Linked DNA regions of Homo sapiens: region 1 is linked to region 2. The links are chromatin loops, found by intact Hi-C in ENCODE. Cell type or tissue: PC-9. All regions are shown on one strand. Links, peaks and the distances in the headings refer to the core of each region. The heading gives the core; the rest is flanking DNA.

Region 1 (5,451 bases), core at 146-5,145, 500 kb before region 2:
CAGTGTGGCGATTCCTCAGGGATCTAGAACTAGAAATACCATTTGACCCAGCCATCCCATTACTGGGTATATACCCAAAGGACTATAAATCATGCTGCTATAAAGATACATGCACACGTGTGTTTATTGTGGCACTATTCACAATAGCAAAGACTTGGAACCAACCCAAATGTCCAACAATGATAGACTGGATTAAGAAAATGTGGCACATATACACCATGGAATACTATGCAGCCATAAAAAATGATGAGTTCATGTCCTTTGTAGGGACATGGATGAAATTGGAAATCATCATTCTCAGTAAACTGTCGCAAGAACAAAAAACCAAACACCGCATATTCTCACTCATAGGTGGGAACTGAACAATGGGAACACATGGACACAGGAGGGGGAACATCACAGTCTGGGGACTGTTGTGGGGTCGGGGGAGAGGAGAGGGATAGCATTGGGAGATATACCTAATGCTAGATGACGAGTTAGTGGGTGCAGTGCACCAGCATGTCACATGTATACATATGTAACTAACCTGCACATTGTGCACATGTACCCTAAAACTTAAAGTATAATAATTAAAAAGAAAAAAAGAAAAAACAGAAAATAATTATTTCACTGCCCTTCAATGTTGAATTAAATAATGTTTAATTATAATATTATGGACATAAAACTAAGTAGAAGGGGTATGACTGATATAACTATCCCATCAAAATGAAATTGCTAATTAAATCAAAGCACAACTTCAAAACACAGGGTTAAAATCAACAACTTTGCAAAGATAGAGAATGCTGTGCTGAAACCCAACTGCTCCTCATGGCATAGATGTAGGAACTCATGGGATGGTGGGCGTTCTCACGGGCTAGGAGGGTAATAACAATGAACTCACCATTCTTCTGTGCCACTCTACTGCATTCTTCCCACATTAGCTCAGCTTGTTGCAATTAAAGCAATACTACTTAACTCTGCTGCTGGAATGAAATGTGGTATTGAGATATAAGTAATCAACCAGACAGTGGAATATATGTTCACCATTATTTTAAAAGGTTATTGTTAAAAACACAAAATTTAAAAACTTCTTATTGAAAACTTGAGACTCCTGAAGAATACTGTTTTGTTAAATTCTCTCTCCAGGTTGAATTCCCAGGCATGGAATTATTAAGTGAAAGGGTATGCTCAGCTTCACGGCTCTAGCCTCTAATGCTAATGGTTTTACCCAGGAAAATAGGTGATTTGCACACAAAGCAGGTGCACGAATCCACAGCTTACATCAGACTGCTGGCCTTAGTCGAATCCTGTTGCTCCTCTGCCCAAATCCCTTACTGGCCGGTAATCTCACTCAGACTGAACCCCAGGTCTTTCCCCTGGGCCCCACGTCATCTGACTATACCTCTTCCCCTGCTCCGCCTTGTCCTCCCGCATCTTGAACCCTCTGCACAGGCCCCACTGCTCAGGGCTTTCGCACATTTCCCTGCCCTAACAGGGACACCCTTATCCAGATAGCCATGTGGCTGGCTTGTTCCACACCCCCTAACCATCTATTTCAAATTGCAGGTCCAACCCTGTCTCTACCACTCCTTATCCATGTTTTCTACTTTGCTTTGTTTTTGTTTTTGAGACAGCATCTCACTATCTCATCCAGGCTGGAGTGGCTGGTGTGCAGTAGCAAGGTCATAGCTCACTGCACCCTCCATCTCCTGGTCTCAAGCGATCCTCCCACCTCAGCTTCCCGAGTAGCTGGGACCACAGGCATGTGCCACCATGCCTGGCTATTTTTTTTTTCTCATAGAGACAAGGTCTTCTTATGTTGTCCTGGCTAGTCTCAAACTCTTGGGCTCAAGCAATCCTCCCACCTCGGCCTCCCAGAGTGCTGGAATTACAGGTATGAGCCCACATATCATGCCTGACACACCACGTAGAGTGTCCTCATTTATGTCTTTATTTTCTCTCTCCTTCTTTAGGATGGAAGCTCCCTGGGGACAGTCTTATGCCACCTGGTTTACTGCTATATATTCAGTGCCTAGCATAGTATCAGGCACAGGGTAGATGCTCAATTAATATTTGTTGAACGATTGAATGAGTGAGTGAATGATTACCATGACTGAGGAGGATAGAGGCAGTTGGGATGCAGCGAATCCCAAGGGAGAGTAGCTGAGTTCTGAGGCAAACAGAACTGAGTCAGGAGCAGGCTGAGGTAGACTCATATCCCTTCCCTTGAATGCGGGCAGGCCTATGGTTGGCTTTGACCAATATAACAAGGCAGGAGTGTTGTCTGAATGATTCATACAACTTTTATGAGGTCAGCCTCTCATAGCACCTGCCACAACCATCTTCCTCACACCCTTATATCAACAGGAAGACCCTGAATCAGTCTTGACTTGACTTAAAATTGCCACAAGGAAAACAGCAATGCCGGCTGGATGTGGTGGCTCATGCCTGTAATCCCAGCACTTTGGGAGGCCAAGGCAGGCAGATCACCTGAGGTCAGGAGTTCAAGACCAGCTTGGTCAACATGGTGAAACCCTGTCTGTACTAAAAATACAAAATTTAGCCGGGCGTGGTGGCAGGTGCCTGTAATCCCAGCTACTTGGGAGGCTAAGGCAAGAGAATTGCTTGAATCTGGGAGGTGGAGGTTGCAGTGAGTCAAGATCATGCCACTGCACTCCAGCCTGGGCAACAGAGCAAGACTGTCTCAAAAAAAAAGAAAAGAAAAGAAAAGAAAAGAAAACAACAATGCCTCTGGCTCTTATCAATGGGGCCAAACTTGAGAATCAGCTTGCAGGACCCAAATCTGGATGGAGGGGCCGAGGATGGAAAGAGCTGGAGTCACCAAGAGTGACGGCTACATTGCCGTGGTGCTTCTCAGCTGCCTCTTGCCGCTACAAAGGCCTATTTGTGGCTTTCCAGTGTACCTCCAGGACAGGGAGTGGACAGGGACGACTGCCCATCCCCAGGCTCGGCAGACCCCTCTGAGGTCACTGAGGTGGGCCGGGTAGTGGAGTGAGTGAGAAGTGTGAGCCTTTCCCTAGGTTAGCGTGCCAGGGGTTCCACATGCAGGAAGGGTGCTTAAGCCCAGGCCTAAGAGATCTGGCAGCTCTCTCTTCCTTCCTCTTGCCTGTTCTTCATCCAGAGAAACCCTCGTGAAGAGACCACATGGAGAGGAAGAAGCAGGGAACAGGGCGGCAGAGAGAACTGAGGCCCCCTTGGCAAACCATTCCAATCATCTCAGCCTGATCATCATCAGACCTGCGAGTGAACCAGCCAGCCTGGATGGCCCAGCCCCGGCGGACTTCATGTGGAGGAAGAATGAGCTATTACCAGTGTCCCGACCACATTCCTGACCCAGTGAATCATGAGAAATAATAAAATGGTTGTTTGTTATAGAGCAAGAGATAACACAAACGGGGGCATTACCTGAGTGTGTCGGGAGGGTGCAGGGGGCATGGTTCTGGGCTCAGGTGAGCTGCAGGTAGGGACGGTGGCAGAAGTTAGACTGGTGGCACTGTCCGGGCACAGGTGGAGGGAGAAGCCGCCACTTCTGCTGTCAGGGTGAGAGCATTGAGGCTGACATCGGCATCAAGTTCCAGCACACTGGATTCTTTGGGTCCCACTGGTTCTGTCCCCCACCTCCTTGGCCAGCCTTTAAACAAGACTGTTCCTGGGCCTAGAAGAGATTTTTGGAATCCACGTACAAAAGTGGGATGTAGAAGTAGAGGTGGCTCCTGAAGCATTTTCCCTGCAGGCAACAGTGTTTGTGTTTGTGTGTGTGTGTATGAGTGTGCATGTGTGTGTATGAGTGCATGTGTGTATGAGTGCGTGTGTGTGCATGTGTATGAGTGCATGTGTGCATGTGTGTGCGTGTGCATGCTTGTATGTGTATGAGTGTGTGCATGTGTATGAATGCGTGTACGTGTGCATGTGTACGTGTGTGTGCATGTGTTTGTGCATGTGTGTGTGTCATAGGAGAAGCCTTCCTTGTGTCCCCAGGCTCTTATTCATGAAGCCACAGTGATCATCAGCAGTATCTGCTGTGATGAACGCCCCATGCTCAGGGTGTCAGTTCTGGCTGAAGTTTACTTTTAAAGAGAGTTTAGTCTTCTACGTGATGGCTTCGTGTGATTGTTTCAGAAAGGCCGCAGCATGCAGAGGAACCAGCATAAGCTTTGAAATGAGGCGGACTTGGGCTCAAAGTCCCCAGTCACTTGAGACCTGCATGATCACGAGCAAGTTCCCTCACCTGGCTGAGGCTTTGTTTTCCCCGCTGTAAAGCAGAGAGACCTGCAGCACCCAGCTGTTGAGGTGGCTGTGAGTATACAAGGTGAGGTCGATCATGTGGAGGCGCGGTAAGTGTAAGTTCCCTAGCTATCTGGTTAGAAATAAAATCTGTAGCATCACCCGTTCCAGCTCTCAGCAAATGGAGAGCCAAATATGGTGTCCATTCATAGGCTGTTCGCTCCAGAAGCCTGATGCAATAGGTCTCCTTATCTGCAAGTGTTTTAGGTTGCACAGCATTTTGTAAGTTCCATGAGATTTATGTATTTCCATTGCCCCAAACATTGCTTGGCACAGAGTGTGTGCTCAATAAATATTTGCTGAATAAAGGGAGGATGTACGACCTAAACCCATTTTAAGGAGTAGTTCCTCAGTGGGTCAAAGATGAACAGACACTGCGGTGTTTGAACTTTTGTTGTCCCTTCCTAGAAGCTTTTGCTTGGTAAGGGTGCAATAATCAGACATCCCAGGTTGTCTCACCCACATCCTTCCTGTCTTTCTTCTCTGCTAATGGAACCCCAATTGGTCACAGCCAAGCATAACAATCCCTTCTCTGTCTTCCCAGCTTCCTCTGCAGCCACAAATGGCCATGGAGCCCACTTTGGCCAATAAGATGTAAATAGAAGTTTGTGGGACGTAGGATGGGGCTCTGGGAATGTATTTGGTTTATTGGCAAATGGAGATACACAGCTGCAATGGCCCTTCCTGCTTTCTTCCCTGAAGATGGACATGATAGGTGGAGCAGGAGAAGCTGGCTTGCAACCATGAAGAAGAGGCCAAGAGAGCTGCAGAGAAGCTGGCCCTGAAGCTGTTGAGTTGCAGACCTAATCCAACAACTGCCTCCCTCTGAACTTCTTTTTTTATATTTTGAGATGAGGTCTTGCTCTGTCGCCCAGGCTGGAGTGCAGTGGTGCAATATTGGCTCACTGCAGTCTCTGCCTCCTGGGTTCATGCAATTCTCCTACCTCAGCCTCCCGACTAGCTGGGATTACAGGGGCATGCCACCATGCCTGGCTAAGTTTTGCATTTTTAGTAGAAGGACTTCCCGGCCAGGTGCGGTGGCTCACGCCTGTAATCTCAGCACTTTGGGAGGCCGAGGCGGGCAGATCACCTGAAGCTAGGAGTTCAAGACCAGCCTGGCCAACATGGTGAAACTCCGTCTCTACTAAAAATACAAAAATTAACTGG
Region 2 (5,451 bases), core at 96-5,095:
TGGTGTTATTGTAAGGTCAGACATATAGATTAATGAAATAGAATTGAGAGTCCAGAGAAATCCTTGTATCTATGATCAGTTGATTTTGGATAAAGGTACCAAGACCATTCAAAGGGACATAGTCCCTTCAACAAATCATGCTGGGACAACTGAATAGCCCCTCCAAAAAATGAAGTTAGAACCCTACCTTACACCATATACAAAAATTAACTCAAAATGAATCAAAGACCTAAATTTAAGTGCTAAAATTATAAAACTCTTAGAAGAAAACACAAGGGTAAATCTTTACATCCTTAGATTTGGGCAATGAATTCTTAGATACGACACCAAAAATATGAGCAACGAAAGGAAAAAAACAGATAAACCATCAAAATAAAAATTTTTGTGCATCAAAGGACTATCAAGAAAGTGAAAAGACAAATGGCAGAATGGGAAAATGTTTGCAAATTATATATCTGATAAGGTTCCAGTATCCAGAACACACAAAAAAACTCTCAAAACTGAACAACAAAAAGACATACAACCCAATTTAAAAATAGGCAAAAGAGCAGGGTGCAGTCGTGTGCAGCTGTAGTCCCAGCTACTTGAGAGGCTGAGGTGGAAGGATTGCTTAAGTCCAGAAGGTGGAATCCAGCCTGGGCAACATAGTGAGACCACCCTACTGTCTTTAAAAAGGAGGAGGAAAAGGCCGAGCGTGGTAGCTCACGTCTGTAATCCCAGCACTTTGGGAGGCCAAGGCAGGCGGATCACAAGGTCAGGAGTTCAAGACCAGCCTGACCAACATGGTGAAACCCTGTCTCTACTAAGAATACAAAAATTAGCCAGGCATGGGGGCACGTGCCTGTAATCCCAGCTACTCAGGAGGCTGGGGCAGGAGAATCACTTGAACCTGGGAGGCAGAGGTTGCAGTGAGCTGAGATTGCGCCACTGCACTCCAGTCTGGGTTACAGAGCGAGATTCCGTCTCAGAAACAAACAAACAAACAAACAAACAAACAAAAAAAAGAAGAGGAGAGCAAAGGACTTGAATAAATATTTTTCTGCAAATAAGATATATGAATGGCCAATAAGCACACAAAAACATGAAAAGAAGCTCAACATCATTAGCCATTCAAGAAATGCAAATCAGAACCACAATGAATACCACTTCACACCCACTACTAGGATGGATATAATTAAAAAAAAATAAATAACAAGGATGTGAAGGAAATGGGTTAATATTATGCTATGTGAATTTCACCTCATTAAAAACAATAGAAGACATATAAATGGGCAATAAGCTCATGAAAAGATGTATAATAATGGAAGCAGGGATGGGGCAGAAACAGCCAAAAGAAAGAAAAGAGCACTGAGGTCCATTACAGTAGCATTTCACAGGTTATCTCATTTAATCCTTTCAAGAGACTTCATGATGTCGATGTTATTAATCTCATTTTGCAGATGAGAAAACAGAGGCTCGGAGCAATTAAAAATCTAGTTATAGCTAATAAATGGCAGGGTCGGGATGAGGCTTCTCAACAAGTTACCAAAATGACTGCAACCAAGATTATAACTTAAAGGAATACGACGTTTTCAGATGCACTGAAAACTGGACCCTTGATTTTATGGCACTTTTACAATGTGATAACACATAAAAACCTGTGATAAAATTTTATGTCCATGAAGCCAGGGACACAAAGCCTTGGCCAGTGTGGAGGATAATGCAGGACAGGTGCTGCGCAGAGTTATGCACGCTGCTTGGCCAACTCCCTCAGCCCTGCTCTGCGTACTGATTCTCTGATCCAAAGACAAACACCCAGAGAGACTTGGCAGGAAGGTGCGTCTTGCCCGAGAGGCACAGACTAATAGAGACAACAGGCCTTAGGGAGGCTTCAGAGGTCATCCGGTCTTAGTGGGCCGAAACACATATCCACGAACCAGATGTATCTGAATTACCTGGGGAGCTCATAAAATGCAGATTCCTGGGCCCCATGCCAGACCTCAGGTGGGTAGGGCACAGAAATGACAATTTTTAAAAAGCTCTCCAGAGGGTAACCCTTATCTATTGTTGATGGGAATGTAAAATGGTACAGACACTTTGGGAAACAGTTTGGCTATTTCCTGAAAAGTTACACATAAGAGTTACCATTTGACCCAGTAATTCCACTTCTAGGTATATACGCAAGAGAAATGAAAACATACGCCCTCACAAAAATGTGTCCATGAATGTTCTAAGCAGCATCATTCATGACTCATCAACTGGATCAAATATCCATCAACTGATAAGTAGATAAATAACATGTGACATATCATACAATTGCCATATTATTGAGCAATAGAAAGGAATAGGCTATCAATACATGCTACAGTATTAATGAACCTCAAGTATGTTATATTAAGTAACAGAAGCCAGATGCAAGAGACCACACAGTGCATGATTCTATTTATGTGAAACATCCAGAAAAGGTAAATCTACAGGGGCAGAAAGTACATAGCTTACTTGTTGCCTAGGGCAGGGAGTGGGAGTGGATGGGGATATTACTGACATGATAAAAATGTTCTAATACTGATTTATGCTGATAGTTGCACAACTTGGTAAACTTACTAAAACTCATTGATTGTAAAATGTGACTCAATAGAGCTGGCTTTTTTTTTTTAAAGAAAATGTCCCCAGGTGATTCTGACGTTCCAGCAGATTTGAGAACCACTGAATTCCAATATACTTACTGTGCAATGAGGAACCTGAAACCCAGAGAGGGAAATGATTCACCCAGAGTCACAAAGTGAGTTCATACAGAGCCAGATTGCCTCTGATCTGTGTCTCCACAAAAGGAAATGGAACGCTAGGAGATGACCTGATGAAATTAACCAAAGGGGACTGCCAATCTCAATGAGTCAGTCCCCATTAAACCCTTTTCCCCCTTAACTCGCAGGAAGCTGGTTTGTTTTGCCTGACTGAACCAGGAAAGGGGCTCAGGAAGCAGCTGTAGGCCAGTGAAAGGACTACAGGCTTGGAGTCAGAAGGCCTGGGTTCAAACTTGGCCTTGAGAGTTCATCGTGATCCTGGGCCAGTCACTTCACTTCCTAGGGACTCATCTGGTTCATCCATCTGTAAACAAAGCCGATCATATCACCCTCCCAGGATCACTGCAGGACCAGTAAGGAAGATATTGAGTAATCCAGGTAGGAGATGATTTCCTTCCTGCCTAATCTGAAACCACAGATGTCCAGCCCAATCTGTTTATCTTAAGGCTACAACCAGAGCATCCCTTCCAGCCTGCAGGGCACTCACATTCCCTGACGCAAGCGCCACTCACCCACCCCAATCTTGGACCCAGTCCCAGCTTGATCCCAGTTCCCAGGTGCCATAAAACTCTGGAAAGGTGGAAACAAGACTGTATTTTTTTTTTTTTTTTTTACAGCTGTGAGAACTGCAGACTGAGAACAATAAGTATTTTTAAAATAACAACCTTCCGAGTGACCACCGACGCATCAAATACTGGATTGGGCGTGGTGTTATTATAAGACCAAGAGAATGTAAAACATCCTGTAACATATCTTAGTAGAAGATCTTTGCCAAGGGAAAGAAATCTGTCTTCTATCTAAGAGGAATGTTTGGTAATCGTTTGGGCCTTGGATAAACTCAGGCCATACGTCTTGGGCCAGGCATTTACATTATGGACTAATCATAGAGCCCTGCAGTGAATATAGACATTGTGGAGTAAGAGTAGGTTACCGAGATGGTCATGGCAGCTTTGACACTCACAGAGACATGCAGCCTGTGTCCGGATGGGGAACATTCAGGCCAAGACCCTTTCTTAAAAGGAAAAATGTGAACGCTGGTATCCCCTGAACGGACCCCATCTAAGTGGATCCTGAACTCCCAGCCTGTGCCATCAGATAAGAATGTCAACATGGCAGAGGGCGAAGGTAAGAAGGGACCCGTCCAACTCAGCCTGCTTGGGTCACATTTTGTTTGCTTTATCAGGTCCAAGAGAAATCTGACTTCTTTGAGGGACCTGTGGGTGTCATTCACAGGGACTCCTGGTAACTGAGCTAGACAGTGAAAAACAGGCATTCTCTGTAAAAGGGCACTTGGGACTGACAAGAAGACAGAAGAAACAGAAGCTCGCCACTCATGACAGCAGCACAGGCGTAGGCTTGGAGAAAGAAAGATGAACTTGAGAGCCTTTGGTTCAGAGAGGTGTTACAGACTTGCTGAAAATGTAACTCCAAGCAGCAGCAGAAGATAAATGAGAACAGAAGGAGCTAGAAGGGAAATGGACTAAAGCAGGAAAAATACAAAGAAAAGCAAAGGCTAGGAGATCAAACATCTAAAACAATACTAGCAAACACATAGCACATGTACTGCAAGTGCCCTGCCCCAGGATTCACGGTGGTCTCACACCCTTCAGGGACCCCCCAGGCAGCCACTGGGAGGGACTGTTTCATGTGCACCTCCCAGGCCTGAAGCAAAAGCCTAGACTTTCCACTTCCAGTTAAACATGGAAGAGTGACCATCTTACACCTCCTCTCCCTTCCAAAACCCTACTAAATTTCCTACTGTTAGGGAATTTTAAAACGTTTTAACCTATGAGGACAAAGCAAAAAGAGAGGAGATATCCACAAATAAAGATTTCAGCAAACTTGGAGAAAAGTAGAGGAAAGCGTTGTAATTGAGTGTAAGTTGCAAACATTCATATCCACTGTGGAGGAAACTTGAGAACAAAGCCATCTGGACTGACAGACACCCCAGTAGCCCAGCCCTCGGAGGCACAGGAACCATGAAAGATGAGGCTCTGGTTCATGATGGAAAACTGAGCTACTAAGCCCATGTTATGCAGCCAGGCTACTACGTAACCCCCATGCTCCTCCCCAAGCAGGGGAGAGGTTTACTCTTCAGAGAAACTGAGAAGGGGCTGCAGACCCAGGAAACAGGCACCATGGAGAACAGAGCTCAGGGCAAGGGGCACCCAGAACACCAACCACACGTCCACCTCCACAGGCAGGAGATTCAAGGGTTCTTCTCTGGAGAAAACCAACCACCTGAGAGGAAAACCATCTACATAATGACAGTTGTGTGCAGGGTTCCAACAAAAAAAGATAGCTCAAAATCTGTTCTCCTAAAGAAAAGCTCATCAACCAACTACCCCACCTATGCATGCTGAGCTGCACGGCACAGGGCATCTGCAGCACATGCACGTAGAACTTTCGACCTGTCCAATATGGATATACTCTAAAAGCTGACAGCCATCTGGGGAAAGCCCCTGACAAGAAAGGCAGGGTTAACACAAACACAAAAAGAACTTGGAGGTGAGGGGATAGGCAGGGAAAATAAAAAGAACTTCAAAAGTCCTGTTATATTTGGCCAGGTGCGGTGGCTCATGCCCGTAATCCCAGCACTTTGGGAGGCCAAGATGGGCGGATCACAAGGTCAGGAGATCAAGACCATCCTGGCTAACACAGTGAAACC

The links. A loop is a pair of places that touch in the nucleus more often than their neighbours do. Peaks named below come from ENCODE experiments on the same cell type or tissue, not always from the same donor. Only the 100,000 strongest peaks of a DNase experiment are listed, where the experiment ranks them.
Region 1: a loop joins it to region 2, with 10 times the contacts of the local background. A loop is called at or near these places in 2 of 110 quality-filtered maps.

Annotation. Positions count from the first base shown.
Region 1 is chr15:71,788,152-71,793,602 of GRCh38, reverse strand. No RefSeq gene overlaps it. Among named protein-coding and RNA genes, the nearest start is that of NR2E3, 20 kb to the left of the region's middle. In PC-9, for the core only: no CTCF peak of the experiment used is centred there; DNase peaks (open chromatin) are centred at 892, 2,272 and 3,302; H3K27ac peaks cover 3,754 bases.
Region 2 is chr15:71,292,869-71,298,319 of GRCh38, reverse strand. The region is part of intron 6 of THSD4 (thrombospondin type 1 domain containing 4); the gene reads right to left. LOC124903520 (a long non-coding RNA gene) reads left to right here. Exons shown (of 2, transcript XR_007064700.1): 1 at 1-3,161; 2 at 3,401-5,451. Among named protein-coding and RNA genes, the nearest start is that of THSD4-AS1, 110 kb to the right of the region's middle. RefSeq lists a silencer at 2,716-3,010 and an enhancer at 2,260-3,459. In PC-9, for the core only: no CTCF peak of the experiment used is centred there; DNase peaks (open chromatin) are centred at 2,199, 2,769, 3,119 and 3,529; H3K4me3 peaks cover 1,951 bases; H3K27ac peaks cover 5,000 bases.